Linked DNA regions of Homo sapiens: region 1 is linked to region 2. A link is an interaction called in ENCODE POLR2A ChIA-PET data of the cell type or tissue named here. Cell type or tissue: PC-3. All regions are shown on one strand. Each heading gives the region's core, and the rest is flanking DNA. Links, peaks and the distances in the headings are about the cores only. Region 1 overlaps CAMK2D (calcium/calmodulin dependent protein kinase II delta). Region 2 has its middle 280 kb from the start of ARSJ.

What was found. ChIA-PET counts read pairs that join two places held together with the same protein. Peaks named below come from ENCODE experiments on the same cell type or tissue, not always from the same donor. Only the 100,000 strongest peaks of a DNase experiment are listed, where the experiment ranks them.
Region 1: POLR2A ChIA-PET joins it to region 2 with 5 read pairs; 1 of 35 experiments calls an interaction of 5 or more read pairs at or near these places.

Annotation. Positions count from the first base shown.
Region 1 is chr4:113,641,626-113,650,085 of GRCh38, reverse strand. All of the region lies in intron 3 of CAMK2D (calcium/calmodulin dependent protein kinase II delta), which reads left to right. Among named protein-coding and RNA genes, the nearest start is that of CAMK2D, 120 kb to the left of the region's middle. RefSeq lists a cis regulatory region at 4,055-4,066, enhancers at 3,989-4,133, 3,890-4,394 and a silencer at 6,239-6,533. In PC-3, for the core only: no CTCF peak of the experiment used is centred there; DNase peaks (open chromatin) are centred at 3,525 and 4,075; H3K4me3 peaks cover 705 bases; H3K27ac peaks cover 1,564 bases.
Region 2 is chr4:114,258,024-114,266,483 of GRCh38, reverse strand. No RefSeq gene overlaps it. Among named protein-coding and RNA genes, the nearest start is that of ARSJ, 280 kb to the right of the region's middle. In PC-3, for the core only: no CTCF peak of the experiment used is centred there; no DNase peak of the experiment used is centred there; H3K27ac peaks cover 497 bases.

The DNA of each region.
Region 1 (8,460 bases), core at 2,184-6,183, 620 kb after region 2:
GAGTTGAAGTCTCACTCTGTCACTCTGGCTGGAGGGCAGTGGCACGATCTTGGCTCACTGCAACCTCTGCCTCCTGGGTTCATTCAAGCTATTCTCCTGCCTCAGCCTCCCGAGTAGCTGGGATTACAGGCACGTGCCACCACACACAGCTAATTTTTGTATTTTTAGTAGGGACAGGGTTTCGCCATGTTGGCCAGGCTGGTCTCAAACTCCTGATCTCAGGTGATCTGCCCACCTCGGCCTCCCAAAGTACTGGGATTACAGGCATGAGCCACCACGCCTGGCCAGTTGTCTTCCATTTCTAATGGTTAAGCTTGATTGAGTTGAATAGCGCTAACTCTGTTGTAGCTAAAGTACTGGTAGACTACAAAGATGAATGAGACATATTCCTTGACCAAAAAGAGTTCACAATTTTAAAGGACAAATAATTATGTATGCAACTGAAATATAGTGTGATTATATACTATAATGAAACTACTAATAAGGTGCCATGGGAGCACTAACATACAAGCTAAGAATCTTAACTGAAATATATTGGATGGTGAACAGAATTTTGCCATAAAGTTGTAGGGATTGGACTGAAGAGCATTATAGAAAGACAGGCCCACAAAAGAAAAAATAGAGTTAAAAGTCTTTGTCGCACTTGAATGACTGAAAACCTGTAATGATTGGCGTTATTATATATGTGTGTCAGAAATAAAAGTTGATTGAGAATAATAATGGAGAGTCTGGGAAGGAATTTGATTTTTAATCTGGAGAAAATAAAGAATTAATTAAGATTTATTTAGTCGACTCATGATTATATCAGTTTTTTAGGACAGATTTAGTAGTAATAAGCATAATTATGTGGTGTCAGGAAAAATTGGTGTTGAAAGAGCATCTGAAAGTCTCTGGAGTGAATGTAGGTGTAAGGCATGATGAGTTCCTCAACCATAGCAATGGGATCAGGGATGGCAAGGAGGGCAAAGCTACCAAAGATGTTGCTGTGGAATCAGATCTTGAGCAACAATTAACTTGTGGCAGATGGGCTAAGAGGTTTCTTTGAGGTTTCTAGTTTGCGTGACTAGAGAGATGTTGATCCCTTTAACTGACAATAGGCAACAAAGGAGGAAAAAACATTGGGAGAAATTAGAAATTTCACTGATTTGAAAACATTATTTTTTTAAGGATTGGAACATTTCCATTATGGGGGAACATGGACAAAAAAGGAAGACTAGAAGTCGCAAATGCCACTACCCAAACCCCTGATCTTTCACTTTTTGGCAGAAGATATAAGCTTCTTACCATGTGAGCATCCTCTTCAGGATGGAAATATTTGGCTGTGACTGTGATCATCTTTCTTAGACTAAGACTGAATGCTGCTGAGTCAAGAGCAGTCAAGTTGGGTGCTCAAAGTATCTGCTGAAAAAGCAACATAACGTCTGTAGCAACTCCATCACCACCTAACTGTGGTTGAGCACTTATTTCTAGGGTGCTTTTTCCCCCCATTCTGTCCACTAAAGTAAAGCTCACTTCTTACCGGTCCCTTGTGCCTTTCCCAAACATGTATCTTTTGTTGGCTCAACTACTTTCATTTGTGTATATCCCATCAGACTTGCATGTGGGATACCACATAGAGCTGTAGAGAGTATGAATATATGTTTTGAGTCATCTACATGTATGGGATAGTGAGAGCATATGAACGTGCCCAACAGTATATTACCAAGGGGGCCATAGACAGAATGATGAAAATGCTTATTTGTAAAAATTTGACTTCTTTTAAGGAGCAATAACAACAGCCATTTTCTTAGATTACTTTCATTCTGAATATATTTTAAAACATTTAATATATAAAACAGCTAAATTTTTATTCTAGATGAATAAAAGGAAATTATATTTGGGAACAAAATATTTTGAGATGTACAAAAATGCAGTATAGGCTTCTTTTTACAATAATAATCCAACTACCCCAATTTTAAATAGGGTTATATCAATTTATACTCTTAGAAAAGTAGGAAGACTATAAATTTTAACTACAGTCTTAATTTTGTTAAAGCTATAATGAGTTACTATTTTGAAGGTCATTATTTCCTTCTGCCAATCTCCTTCTCCCAAATAATTTCTCATTTAAAAGTTGTAGTGCCAAATGTGCATTTAAGCTTATTTGTTAGGAACTCTCTAAGAGAACTCTGATAAAACATGGTTTTCAAATGTTATTCTCATATGTGTTGATTATTCCAGTGACCTTTTCTTTTGATATTTCTTATATAAATCTGCCATTCAAAATTAAATTACATCTTCTGGTCATTTTCTAAGAATATATTCATAATATGGATGAGAGAAAAGAGATGGAACCATTTTTCCCCCACAGAAAGACAGAGGATCATTCATTTAAGGTAACAGTTTTCAACCTGGGATGATTTTGCCCCCTCTACTCTCTCTTCCTTCCGGAGACATTTGACAATGTGTAGAAACATTTTTGACTGTCACAGTTGTGGGTGCCATTCTGGCATCTCTTGGGTGGAGGCTGCTAAGCATCCTACAATGCACAGAAGAGCCCTTCACAATAATGAATTATCTGCTCCAAAATGCCATAGTACTAATATTGAGGAACTCAGTGATTTAAAGTAAGAGTTACAATTACAACAAAAAGATAAATAGCCAGCATTATTTGATTTACTTCTGGGGCCATGCAATTTTCTTTTTCATAAAAAAAGTAGGCAGTGCATCTTCTTAAGTAAAGGACAAATCTATTAAAGAAAATAAACTGCTTTTGAAACAATTTATATTGTATCTAATTAAATTGAAGCATAGAAATTGTACGGTAAGCAGAGCCAAGGTAGCATAGTCTGATGCTGACATATGCTAATTACAATCCTTATAAATCTATTCATCAGAACAGATTTTATTAGGCAACCTTGGCAATCCTGATTCCTTCACACACAAAAAGGTAATGAAAGCTATTTAAATATAATAGAATAATTTAGTCTTTTAACTAATTTTGACGGGTCTTTTCCCCAATTAATCTGAATCAGTGATGTGTTACTATGGTGTAACAACTGCAAAACACCTTCCAGTGAAATTTTTTAAAAAATTATGTAAGGCTATCATGAGGTTTTTCGGTAAACTAGAAAACATTATTTTTTGAGATAATAAATAGGTTGGAGGTTTATGATGCAGTTATTTGTTTTTCATTTGGGAAGGTTTTAATGTTTAAATGGTGAAGTGACAATATCCGATTTAATTTTAACAGGATTACTCTGGCTACTGCAAGTCTGACCATGTCTTTCCTCTCCTCGGAAACTAATCAGTGGCTTCCCACTGCACTCAGAGAACGAGGGGATGGCATGCAAGGCTTGCAAGGCCTTCCACAATGAACACCCTCTCTCCCTTCTTAGCTTATTGTTCTTCTGATCTTAGCTTCTCTCCCCCTCAGTTGCTCTGCTCCAACCCCTCTGGGCTCCTTGCATTTCTTCACCTGTTCCTGATATCCTCCTGCTGGGCCTTTGCCTGGAGTTCTTTCTGAGGATACAGCAAGGAGGCATGCTGGCTCACTTCCTGCAGGCCTTTGCTCATCCAAAGTGGAGGCCTGCCCTGACAGCTGTGTGTGAAAGAGCAGCCTTCCTCCCCCATGCCCCACCCAGCACTCCCTAGCATCCTTCTTGCTTTATCTCTGATGCACTTAACAAGATTTTGTATATTTACTTGTTGATTTGATTGTTTTCTACCCAGTAGTATGTAAAACTTCATGAGGGCATGGACTTTTCTTGTTTATTATTGTACCTAAAAAAGCACCTGCCGTAGAGTCTGCGCTCAATAAATACATGCTATAGGAGTTAAACAACGTGTGGGTACATATATTTTTTTTAAGTTCAAGTTTAGATTATCTGAAGAGGAACAAACACTTCTATTAAGAGAAAAGCATAAATTTTAACTTATGGCACAGCTGTTTTGTTTAAGTTCATCTGCAGGCTTTTGCTTTCCTTCTGGCTAAAATGACTATCAATGGCCCTGGGCTGGCCCACACCTAAAGACTGTAAAACAGGAGAGCAAACAATTGACTTCTCCCTGACTTGCTAAGTCAACAAACCACATGAGTCAGCAAACCTCTTTTTACTGCCTGACCTTCCTTAACATCTCCTTATCGTATTCTGAAATTCCTATTCTGCTGGCTGGAATCTTGGCCCAGACCCTTTTGGTGATCTTTGATGTGTTTCTCATACACCCTGCAGCATTTGAATCATCTTTGTCAGGAGTGTGAGGGGCTCATGGTCTCTTTTATGTGGCAGACACCTAAAACTGCTAGCTGCTTCCTTACCTTCCTCGGGAGCATTTTGATGATACTCCAGAAAGCAGAACAGCACTATCAATAAATGTCATGGATTTTTTTTTTTCTCCTTGCTGGATTACCTAGCCTTTCAGATAAGGTTGGATAAACCTTATTCTAGGGTAGCCCTTTATTTGACTACTCTACCCTTCCAAGCAAAAAGCTGCTTTTCAAATGAAGTTATCAAACTACAGTAGTCAGGAAAGAAAGAGAAAGGTTGGTTATCTCTCACTGTCACTTGGGAGCTCTGTCCTGGAACAAGGATTGACAAACTTTTCTGTAAAGCACCCAATAGTAAATATTTTGGGCTGTGCTGGCAGTGCTACCTCTTTGTCATTGTAGCACAAAAACAGCCACAGAAACTTCATAAATGAATAGGTATGGCTATGTTCCAATAAACCTTTACTTATGGACACTAAAATCTGAATTTCATTTAATCCATCTCAAGATGTAAAAAACATTCAGGCCGGGCATGGTGGCTCATGCCTAAAATCCCAGCACTTTTGGAGGCTGAGGCGGGCGGATCATGAGGTCAGGAGATCGAGACCATCCTGGCTAACATGGTGAAACCCTGTCTCTACTAAAAATGCAAAAAATTAGCTGGGCGTGGTGGCGGGCGCCTGTAGTCCCAGCTACTCAGGAGGCTAAGGCAGGAGAATGGCGTGAACCCGGGAGGTGGAGCTTGTAGTGAGCCGAGATTGTGCCGCTTCACTCCAGCCTGGGCGACAGAGCGAGAGTCCGTCTCAAAAAACAAAAACAAAAACAAAAAACAACAACAACAACAAAAAATTCTCAGTACAGGCTGTTCAAAAATAGGTGGTGAGCTGAATTTGGCAATTGAGCTATAGTTTCCTGACCCCTGCTCTACAGTGAGATGACTTCATCTTTGTGGATTACTTGGACCTTGGAGGTCTGCTGAACTCCCTAATGCTTTTTTTTCTTGGATCTGACAAATAGCTTTATTTGTGTCTCCCGGCCACTTTGTAGATTCTGAATCCTAGAAGGGAGAAGCTAAAATATCTGGGTGCAGTGATGATCTGCTTTGCTTCCCACTTCTGAGTTTCTCTAATTCTGGAAGATAGTGTCATTTCAACTCTGATTTCTGGTTTAGCTCAGCTCTCAATTCTAGGTCTAATGTGATACAAAAAGCCTTACACCTGTTGCTTGGTTTTGTTTCAGTCTTGCTGTTGGTCTTATTGTTACCTACCTTCTCGGTTGCCCATTGACTAGATTTCTTGCCTCATGATAAAGCTCTGGATAATAGCTGCCTACCTCTTGGTGCCTTCATCTGCCAACCACCACACCTAGGTAACCTATGAATTTTAGACTTAAGCTGAGACTACTCAAGGCTTCCCTTTATTCATTTTCCTTGGGAACTGATGATCTATTTCAGATTACCTTTGAATTTACACACAAGTGCTGCTTCTAGAATAATTTTGACTCCTGACTTTTGCTCTTACTTTTAAACTTTTGTCCCATTTATGATATAGGTCAGCTTTGTCTTCATTTGGCAGATTTGTAACCATCTAAGCCAAGAATCTGACAAGATATTATTTTTTCTGTTTCTTCTGATTTTATTGAGGTCTTTTTCTTTTTGAACCCATCTGTTTCCCCATCTTTCTCAAAACACCCTGAGTATACCAGGGTCTGCACGTCTTATGAAGTCAAAGTTAGAATCACTTCAGTTGTGAGCTTGCCTTTCTTAATTACACAAACTTCTTCTGACAATAATAGGTATAAACTAGAATGACATAATTTGATGTAATATAAGACCATTTTTCAGAGTACAGAAAAGCATATTGTATTCACCTTGATTTGCAAATATCTCATGAAGAGAATTACTTTATTCTTTGGGCCTATTTTTCACTTGTAAAGCTGGCCTGGGTCCCCATAAATACTCTGTCCAGTTTAATTTGAGTTTAACATGACACTGAGGAGTAGTCTGATATTACTCAGAGAGGGTGATACAACTCTGAACTTGTTGGCCCTTATCAGATATAATTTAAATTTCCCCTGGAAAGGGAAATAAGCACTTGGAATCAAGGCAAAGAGCCAAATCCAGCAGATTATCAAGATGGTCGGTGGGAGGAAAGTCTGATGGTTTCCGCTGCTAAGCGTGGGAGATACTGACCTACTCTCATTCACTTACTTTTGTACATAGATGTAGACTGTGAGCTGCCAAAATAGAGAACAATTCTTACTTTCTGTCAGCAGCTTATCAGAATTCCCTGACCTCCAAAAATGATGAACACAGTCCGGACCCTGTTCTTATGACTGGTGATTGATACAGCTGGCTTAGCTCTTGTTTTTTGACTTGCTTTTATTGGGCCCTGGACTATTTGTTCTACACACTTTAAATTTGGGTGCATGAGCACCCAGGTATGACTTCATAGACAGCCCTGTTTCTGATCTGAACCTATCATACTTGCCTCTGGCTTTGCCCTTTTATCCTCCCAACTCTCTACACTAGTGCTTCTGCCCTTGTTGGACTTTTTTTAAAAACTTTTTTATCATGTTTGTATCTTATATCTTGGAAGACAGAATTATCCCTTTCTATTGAAATATAATACTTTTAGCATATATTTGAATGAATATAGATTGAAGAAATGTAATGTCACTTGTCTTCCAGGAAAGACTTTCAGTTTTGTGGATTAAAACATTTGGTATTTTGATTGTTTAATTTCTAATCTTGATTTATAGGACACAGATAGTTTCTGCTCTTCTTTTGTTACATATCTATTTGTAAATGATTTGGTAATACTGTTCAGATGTTCCCTTTTTCTAGCTTTTCATTTTAAATTGTAGTATCTTTCTTTTATTTTATAGATATAGTTTAGCATGGTCTCTGCTATGGTTTGGATGTAACTTGACCCTGCCCAAACTCTTATTGCAACCATAATTTCCAGTGCAGCAAGGTGTAGGGTAGAAACTGTATGAGAGGGGGCCTAATGGGAGGCTTTGGATCATGAAGGCTTTGCCCTTGCCCTGGTGGGCAGTTGGTGCCTTTCTAGCAGAGCGCGACTCCATCTTGAAAAAAAAAAAAGAAAAAGAAAAAAAGAATGTCCCTTGTTCTAACCAGCTTCCACAGACAGCCTTATCAGAGGAGAAGTATGCTTTTGCCATCTCTTTATGGAAAAGAAAATAAGCCTTTAGCCTAGATGGCTATTGTTGCCCAAAAAAGGGAGGAGGGATAAATAGCTTCACTCCGCTGCTAAGTTGGTATCAGTTTGGGTTTAATTCAGCCTTAGCATGTCCATCTGTCCACTTCTGATGACACTTGTATGTGTGAGGAATGTGGGAGACAGGGAATGGAGGTGAGTGGACATTCTGGTAGTGTTCAGATATGCCTTGATTTTCTCCAACCCTGGAAGGGAGTAGTTCTGGAATCCTCCTACCTGTCCCTCAATTTTTCACTTTACTAAGATTATAACTTATAGCTTCCTTGAGATAGAAATGACTCTGCAGAGCCCATCCTGAATGGAAATCATAATAAATAATTCCTATATCCAGGGAAGTCTGAAAACTAATCTTGTTTCCTGTTTTTGGAGCACAGTAACTGGCAAAATACATTTGGGGTGAGTTTGACTTTTAGAGGGTGGTTCTGAAGCATTCTTATATGTTAGATTCCCTTGATAAAATGGCAGATTCTTGAGCTTCAGCATTACAAATTGATCTGGAGCGGGCTCTAGGAATCTACCACTTTTTAATTTTTTGTTTGCTTGTTTTATTTATTTATTGTTTATTATTTTTTATTATTTTTAAATTTTTTTAGACTGAGTTTCGCTCTTGTTGCCCAGGCTGGAGTGCAGTGGCATGATCTTGACTCACCGCAACCTCCACCTCCCGGGTTCAAGTGATTCTCCTGCCTCAGCCTTCCTGAGTAGCTGGGATTACAGGAATGTGCCACCATGCCTGGCTAATTTTGTATTTTTGGTAGAGACACGGGGTTTCTCCATGTTGGTCAGGCTGGTCTTGAACTCCCGACCTCAGATGATCCACCCACCTCGGCCTCCTAAAGTGCTGGGATTACAGGCATGAGCCACCATGCCCGGCAACTTATTATTTTTTAAATCAAGCACCCAGGTGATTGTGATACAGGTTTTCAAAGCCACAATTTATAAAAAACGTTGTGCTAGTGATAATGTTTTAGAAAA
Region 2 (8,460 bases), core at 1,492-5,491:
GAGCCCAGGAGTGTGAGACCAGTCTGGGCAACATAGAGAGAGCCCATCTACAAAAAAATTTTTTAAATTAGTCTGGTATTGTGGCATACACCTGTAGACCCAGCTACTTAGGAAGCTGAGATAGGAGGGTCACTTGAGCGTGGTAGATCAAAGCTGCAGTGAGCCCTGATAGTACCACTGCACTCCAGCATGGGCAACAGAGTGAGACACTGCCTCAAAAAAAAATAATATATTACAGCATATGTTATATTATCTATATTATATATTAAAGAAAATTTAGAAAATAAAAATAATAAATATAGATACATCAACCATGAGAACTCCTGATAACTTTTGTTATTTTCTTTCAGTTATTTTTCTATATACAGTATGTTTTTCTCTACATAATTTAAATCTGTCTATACACATGCACATAGTTGTGTATCAATTTTTTATTTAACTTATATTACTTGTTTAAATGTTATTTTATGATTTCTTTAAACATAGATTTTAGTGGCAGTGTCATAAATTACATAATTTTCAAAAGTTCATGATGATTGTGTAAAAATTCATAATAAGTGGATGAATCAAGAGTTGTTTACTAAGTGTGGCTGGAAGGTTGGCAAATTTTTCATTATTTACAAGTCTAGTTCTTCATTTTAATTAAATTTACTTCTGACTCTTAGCAATATTTAGCCCTTTCCTTATCTTAGTGAAATTCTCCTTTACAGATTTTTAATTTTGAATTTATTCAAGAAGTAATCTATTTATCAGATTTAAAAATATTATTGTAGCAGAAACAAAGCCTTTTATTATTATTTTTTTAATGCACTGAGTGGTTGGTAAAACCAACACGTCAGAGTTATATATGTATATGAGTTATGACATGACATTCAACATAAAAGAACTGGAAAACCCACAGATTATAGAATAATGCAGCTAGGGAACACATGTTGCATAATTTATGAAACTCCTGACACTAGACACTTGGTAATTATATAGTCAAATAACATTTCAATTATGGAACGCAATTTCAAAAGTAAGTTGAGATGAATAGCTGGGTAAACAGTATAATGTGGTGGGTAAGTTAAATCAGGACGCTCTAGAGATCTATCTTGAACTCCAATGACAGGAAAGGAATGGCACAGCAAAAGCAAGAGAAGGTACAGTCATTTTAGTGTGTAGATCTCTTCACATAAAATCTAATTTGTGGTCCTTTGGTTTCAAATGTTCTTTATGCACTCATAGCTTGAATCATGCTAAGTCTTGTCCAAGAAACCTTCCCTAGCTTATTTAGAAGTAGAGAAATATTAGTAAGCACTCATAAAGTTACAAAGTCCCGGAGAACTAAGGATCATGCCAACCAAAACACATTCTTCAACCTGTTCACACTTGAATATCTAGATCCAATGTTTGCTTATAAATGCTTTATTTATGTTAGATACTTACAGTGCTATTTTCTATGTTTTCAAAGAAGCATTGAAAAGAAGTTAGGAAGGTGAACAATAGACAATTGTCTAAATAAAAAAAATCTTTACCAGACCACATTCCTTAGTAAAACTACAACCTCAAAATATTGTCAGAGACTAGAGGTTCTGTTAGTCAATATTTAAGCTGGGAGGTCCTTATTAGTCAATAGTTAATCTGTACCAATATTTTCCAAAACCAATTAAATTCCCACAACTTACTTTATATTCCAGCTGCCACATCCAGAGAAATATTTATGTTAGGAGATAAAAAACCATCATATAATTAAGAATTGCTTAATAATTGGGACTCTCCTAGGAAACATAACGTACAAAATAAGTTCTTTTTTTGCCTAAATCCAAAGAGAGGTCTACAAGTGCTCCTATTTAAGAAGCATGAGGCATTCATCAGCAGTGCTAAGCAAAGAGCACAGTATCTGTTTTTGTTTTGGCATTAGTTTTTGCAGGTGTTACTGAAGCATGTTTTCATAAGAGAAAAGTGTACTTTGTGAATTTTCAACATTTGTAGGAAAATGTACAAAAGCACATAGAAACAAAAATAATATAGCAGAAGAAAAATAGTCAAGATGAGGAGGTTTTTTTTCTCTTTATTAAAAAACATTATTGAAAATTCCAGTATTCTTACTAAGTTAAGCTTTGGACAACGTAGACAGGAAAGTGGAATAAGACAGGCAATACTGTGCTCAAGTGAAGACTACAAAGTCAAGTCTTAAACAGATCAGAAGTACTTTCTTGACCAAGAAGAAACCCAGGAAAAGGTCCACATATATATGAATATAGTATATGATTAAAGATACACTGTAGAGTGAGGAGAGAATATTCAATACACTGTGCTGAGAGGAATAGTTAACCAGAAGGAAAAAAAAAGTAATTAAATCTCAACATCACAACAAATATAAAAATTAGTTCCAGATAGATTAAAGGCTTAAATATGAAAGACAAAACTTTAACCATGTTAAAATATAAGAAAGAAATCTTTTTGTTATTTACTCTGCACAAGAAAGGATTTTCTAGGGGAACACAACAATCACTGATCATTAACATTTTTAATAAATTCACTTATATTAAAATTAACAAATTCTATTTAATAAAAGATATACCTGTCCAACAAAAAAGATAATAAAATAATAAGCTACAAAATGAGGCCAAATATTTTTAACACATATAACTAGCTGAAGAGTCATAAACCAGAATATATAAAGAAATTGTTGAAATAAGTTCGAAAGGAGACACAGACATTCAATTGAAAGATAAGCAAAAGACATGAATAGATATTCCACAAAAGGAAAAGACAACATGATAAATATGTGAAAAGGTTTTCAATTTTAATAATCAGGGAAATGTAAATTACTATTGAAATGTTTTATATGTACTACCAAAATAATTTATATGTATTACAAAGTAAAAAATTACTTTGGCAATCCTGAGCTTTAGAGTTTGTAGGTCAATAGGATCTCTTTTACACTGATATGGGAATGTAAAATGATACAACCACTTTGGAATAACAATTTAATGTTATCTCGTGCATGAATGCATGAACATTCACATACCCTGTGACTCATCAGTTCAACTCCTCAATACACATGCTGGAGAAATTCCTGCAAATATATTTTGAAAGACAAATACAAAGCAAAAGAAATCCTCTCAGTATCATTGTTCACTGCAGAAAAAAATACTGAAAGCAGCACCAGTATCCATGATAAGCTGTAATATATTCACAAAGCTGAACGTCACATAGCAATGAAAGTGAATGAATTAGACTTACATGCAATAAAATGGATGAATCTTAGGCATACTTTTGAAAAGAAAATGTGAATTGTAAAAACTACATATATAGTATGATATTTTTGTGAAGCTAAAGCACAAGCAAAACTAAATATATCATTAAGAGAATTTCAACAGATAGAAAGAAAGCAACAAACACAAACATCAATATATTTGTTCTCTTCCAGCTGGGGTGGGGGACATAAGAGGTTGGGATAGTGGAGGAGCCACTTGCATGTATGTTACATATAGTCATCATTTATCCAAAATTATTTAATAATATAAAATTGGACACAATTTTTTTTTTATTATTAAACTCTAAGTTCAAAGGTACATGTGCACAATGTACAGGTTTGTTACATAGGTATACATGTGCCACGGTGATTTGCTGCACCCATCAACTCATCATTTACATTAGATATTTCTCCTAATGCTATCCCTCTCCCAGCACCCCAGCCCCCAACAGGCCCCAGTGTGTGATGTTCCTCTCCCTGTGACAATGTGTTCTCATTGTTCAACTCCCACTAATGAGTGAGAACATGCAGTGTTTGGTTTTCTGTTCCTGTGTTAGTTTGCTGAGAATGATGGTTTCCAGTTTCATCCATGTCCCTGCAAAGGACATGAACTCATCCTTTTTTATGGCTGCATAGTATTCCATGGTGTATATATGCCACGTTTTCTTAATCCAGTCTATTATTGATGGACATTTGGGTTGGTTCAAAGTCTTTGCTATTGTGAATAGTGCCTCAATAAAGTACCTGTGTGTATGTCTTTATAGTAGCATGATTTATAATCCTTTGGGTATATACCCAGTAATGGAAATGCTGGGTCAAATGGTATTTCTAGTTCCAGATCCTTGAGGAATTGCCACACTGTCTTCCACAATGGTTGAACTAATTTACACTCCCACCAACAGTGTAAAAGCATTCCTATTTCTCCACATCCTCTCCAGCATCTGTTGTTTCCTGACTTTTTAATGATCACCATTCTAACTGGCGTGAGATGGCATCTCATTGTGGTTTTTATTTGCATTTCTCTGATGACCAGTGATGATGAGCATTTTTTTGTATGTCTGTTGGCTGCATAAATGTCTTCTTTTGAGAAGTGTCTGTTCATATCCTTTATCCACTTTTTGATGGGGTTGTTTTTTTTTCTTGTGAATTTCTTTAAGTTCTTTGTAGATTCTGGATATTAGCCCTTTGCTAGATGGATAGATTGCAAAAATTTTCTCCCATTCTGTAGGTTGCCTGTTCACTCTGATGACAGTTTCATTTGCTGTGCAGAAGCTCTTTAGTTTAATTAGATCCCATTTGTCAATTTTGGCTTTTGTTGCCATTGCTTTTGGTGTTTTAGTCATGAAGTCTTTGCCCATGCCTATGTCCTGAATGGTATTGTTTAGGTTTTCTTCTAGGATTTTTATGGTTTTATGTCTTAAATTTAAGTCTTTAATCCATCTTGAGTTAATTTTTGTATAAGGTATAAGGAAGGGATCCAGTTTTAGCTTTCTACATATGCTAGCCAGTTTTCCCAGCACCACTTATTAAATAGGGAATCCTTTCCCCATTGCTTGTTTTTGTCAGGTTTGTCAAAGATCAGATGGTTGTAGATGTGTGGTCTTATTTCTGAGGCCTCTGTTCTGTTCTGTTGGTCTATATATCTGTTTTGGTACCAGTACCATGCTGTTTTGGTTACTGTAGCCTTGTAGTGTAGTTTGGAGTCAGGTAGCATGATGCTTTGAGCTTTGTTCTTTTTATTTAGCATTGTCTTGGCTGTGTAGGCTCTTTTTTGGTTCCATATGAAATTTAAAGTAGTTTTTTCCAATTCTGTGAAAAAATTCAGTGGTAGCTTGATGGGGATAGCATTGAATCTATACATTACCTTGGGTAGTATGGCCATTTTCACAATACTGATTCTTCCTATCCATGAGCATGGATGTTCCCCCATTTGTTTGTGGACACAACAATTTTTATAACCCAGTTGCAAATGACAGTCTAGGTCCTTACACAAGGATCCTTGTTGGCAATAATAAGGGTCTTAGAACTTCTGAGAGCAAATTTTCCTCAGATAGAACATCACCTTTGGCAATCTATAACAGGCTTTCTAGACAATGGTCCAAAAAGGCACAAAAACTTACCACAGCTGGTGAAACTGCATGCCTCTAAACAGAATTCTCCTTTGCAGTGGTTATTTAACTCTGCATAATCTAGGTTTTTTTTCCAAGTTGAGGGATGGCCTAACCTGTGTAACTTTAGAGGATGATATCCTAATTTTCTCAACCATTTTGTTATTAAATTTATGACAGTGAATTTGGTTATCAACTGGTATTTTTTATTTAGATGTATTATATCCATGTATTTTTACATAGAGCTAGTTCTATTCATTATATCAATTATTATATTTGTTCCAATTGATTAAAGCATAACTGTAATCTCTGCACTTTGGGAAGCCAAAGCAAGAGGATTAATTGAGGCCAGGAGGTCGAAATGAGCACTGGCGACATAGAGAAGTCCTATTTCTACAAAAAAAAAATTAGAAATTAGCCAGGTGTGTTGGTGCCTGCCTGTATTTCTAACTACTCTGGAAGCTGAAGTGGGATGATTGCTTGAGCCCAGGAATTCAAGTTTATAGTGAGCTATAATCATGTCACTGCACTCCAGCCTGGGCGACAGAACAAGATCTTGTTTCTTAAGAAGAAAAAATGAAACATAATACTAATTGCTATTTTTCTTTTCTGACTAGGAATCACAAGCTCAATTAATTACAAGTAGGTGACCAAATAAACCCCAAAGTTATTGAATTAATTAAATCAGACAAATCAGCTTTCAGTCATTGTTTCTAATCCTATATCTGGAAATTCATATGCATAGTTGCATTTTTAGCATATTTTATACATTTCTTTCTTGTTTGTTTTCTTAGCATATTCAACCATAGATCTATACTATCTATTCTTGAAATTGTCCTCTGAGTCTTATTAAAAATTTCTGAATATGGCATATTAGTTCTTATTTTCAATTTCTTAGCCAGGCAGAGTTTGTATATTCTCGGTCATTGCAGTGTTATAGTCCTCAGTAAGGGTGAATTCTTTTCTTACATTTTGCATGTACATTCTGTATAGAAGACTAGCTCAGGTGTCCTAGGCAACAGGAGAGTTTGCTGCACATTGCCAAGGATTACAGTGGGTAGAGAGTCTTAACGTGCCTACCCATTTCAGGGTAAGGGAGAGATATAGGTTCTCGGGTAATGGCAAGATCACAAAAAGTCTTCTGACATAACATAACAGTGTGCTCAGCCCTTTTAGAGAGCAAGCCTTCATTGGAAGACCTGAGATAAACTCTCCAGCTAAAGAGAGAGCAAGGGAGTAGTCAGTGGCCTGTGTCCTGCTTTAGGCCATCAGAGAGAAGATAAATAATCTGAACAGACATTTGCAAAGCAGACAGTCCAATAAGTTCGTTCTGTTTATTATGCTCAAGAAGAGATTACAAGAAAATAGATAGTGAATGGCTTTTTAGCACTCCAATTCTTTGGGATTAATTCCATTGGTCTGCATAATTGATGTTAATGAGGGACATCTGTCAAAAAAAAATTTTTTTTACCCTAGTTGTGAGTAGAGACAATAAAGAATAACATTAAAAGTAAGAACAGTAACAATTTATCAGAATTGATGTGGTTGTTATAGTAGCTGATGAGAAACAGTGATGATGAGACTCCAGAAAACCTCAGTACCTTTACATTTGGTTGACCTTTGTGGCCTGTTTTCAATTCACAGAGTATGAAAAAGTTAGCTCTAAATATTATTTATTCAGGATACTTATATGTAACATTTTAAAACTTTGGCCTGACTAATTAATTAGGTTTCAGTTTAAATGTCCTTCCTCTGTTCCTGCAGTATTCCATAGCTCCCTCATCATTGCACTTACCCATAGTACATTGAGAATGTTTATCTACTGTTTTCTATCAGAATGCAAACCCCATGAAGGTAGCACTCATATCTCTGTTACTTATCATGGTATTTTTAGACCTTAATGAAGTTACTGGAACAAGATAGTTGCTTGAAAAATATTACCACATGAATGAATTAGTGAAAACACTCAAAAGGTTATTTTACTTAAACATAAGCATGGTGACATTGTTAATAATTTATTTCTAAATTGCAGGTTACACAGTTTTCTAAAACTATCTCCATCATGCACACAGAGTATCATATATTCAACTTATCCAAATGCTCACAATCTCCCACTGCATCACCCCAGGGTGGCCACATAGATAAAAGTCTAAATGGGCGATGTTTCTTGGATTTATGCATTAGCAGCTCAAGTGACCGCACATGGCAGCCCTTATGCATGATGCCTGGTAGCATCACTTAAGACCATAATTAAGGTGGTGTTCTTAATCTTACTTAAAAACCTTCACCATGTCCCACACTAATTTTTTTAAAAATGATGATATCTATAGAAGAGTAATTTTTATTAGATGTGGGTTTTTTTTGTAATGGTTTTATAAGGAAATCTTCATATAAGATGTGGCTTTATCTTAGTTGGAATCCATCAAAACCACAAATTTTAAATTTAATTTGAATTCTACCAACATTCCTGGAGAAATGTCAATCCTGTTCATTCAGCTTTTATTCACTGTTCTGGCTACAAATATAGTCTCGTCTTCTAAAATAATTTTAATATATTTTGTTTATAAAGCTCGTTGACAGTGTATCTTGACACATGAAATGACATCATTTTATACCCACATGTTTTCTGTCCTAAAATCTTGGGATAATGCATGATATTGTCTTTCATCTTTCAAATCTGTGATTTATAGAGTGAGTGCTGATGACTCAATTTGAATTTATTACATATAATATTTATTTAATGGCAAAGGACAAAATCCTAATTTAAATTGGTTTGTGCAAAAGGTATTATAATGTCTTGACTCACAAAGAGTAAAGTTCAGAAATTATCTGTACTCAGGCATGACTGGATCCAGGAATTACATCGTTATTGTCCAGAAACTTTTTAAAATTTGATTTGATTTTATTTTAGCTTCAAGGGGTACATGTGCAGGTTTCCTATATAGTTATATTGCATAATGCTGAAGATTCGACTTCTATTGAACCCATAACTCAAATAGTGAACATAATACTCAATGAGTACTTTCTCAACCCTTGCTCCCCTCATATTCTGCTCCATTTTGGAGTCCCCAGGGTCTATTATCTTCATTTTTATGTTCGTGTGTACCC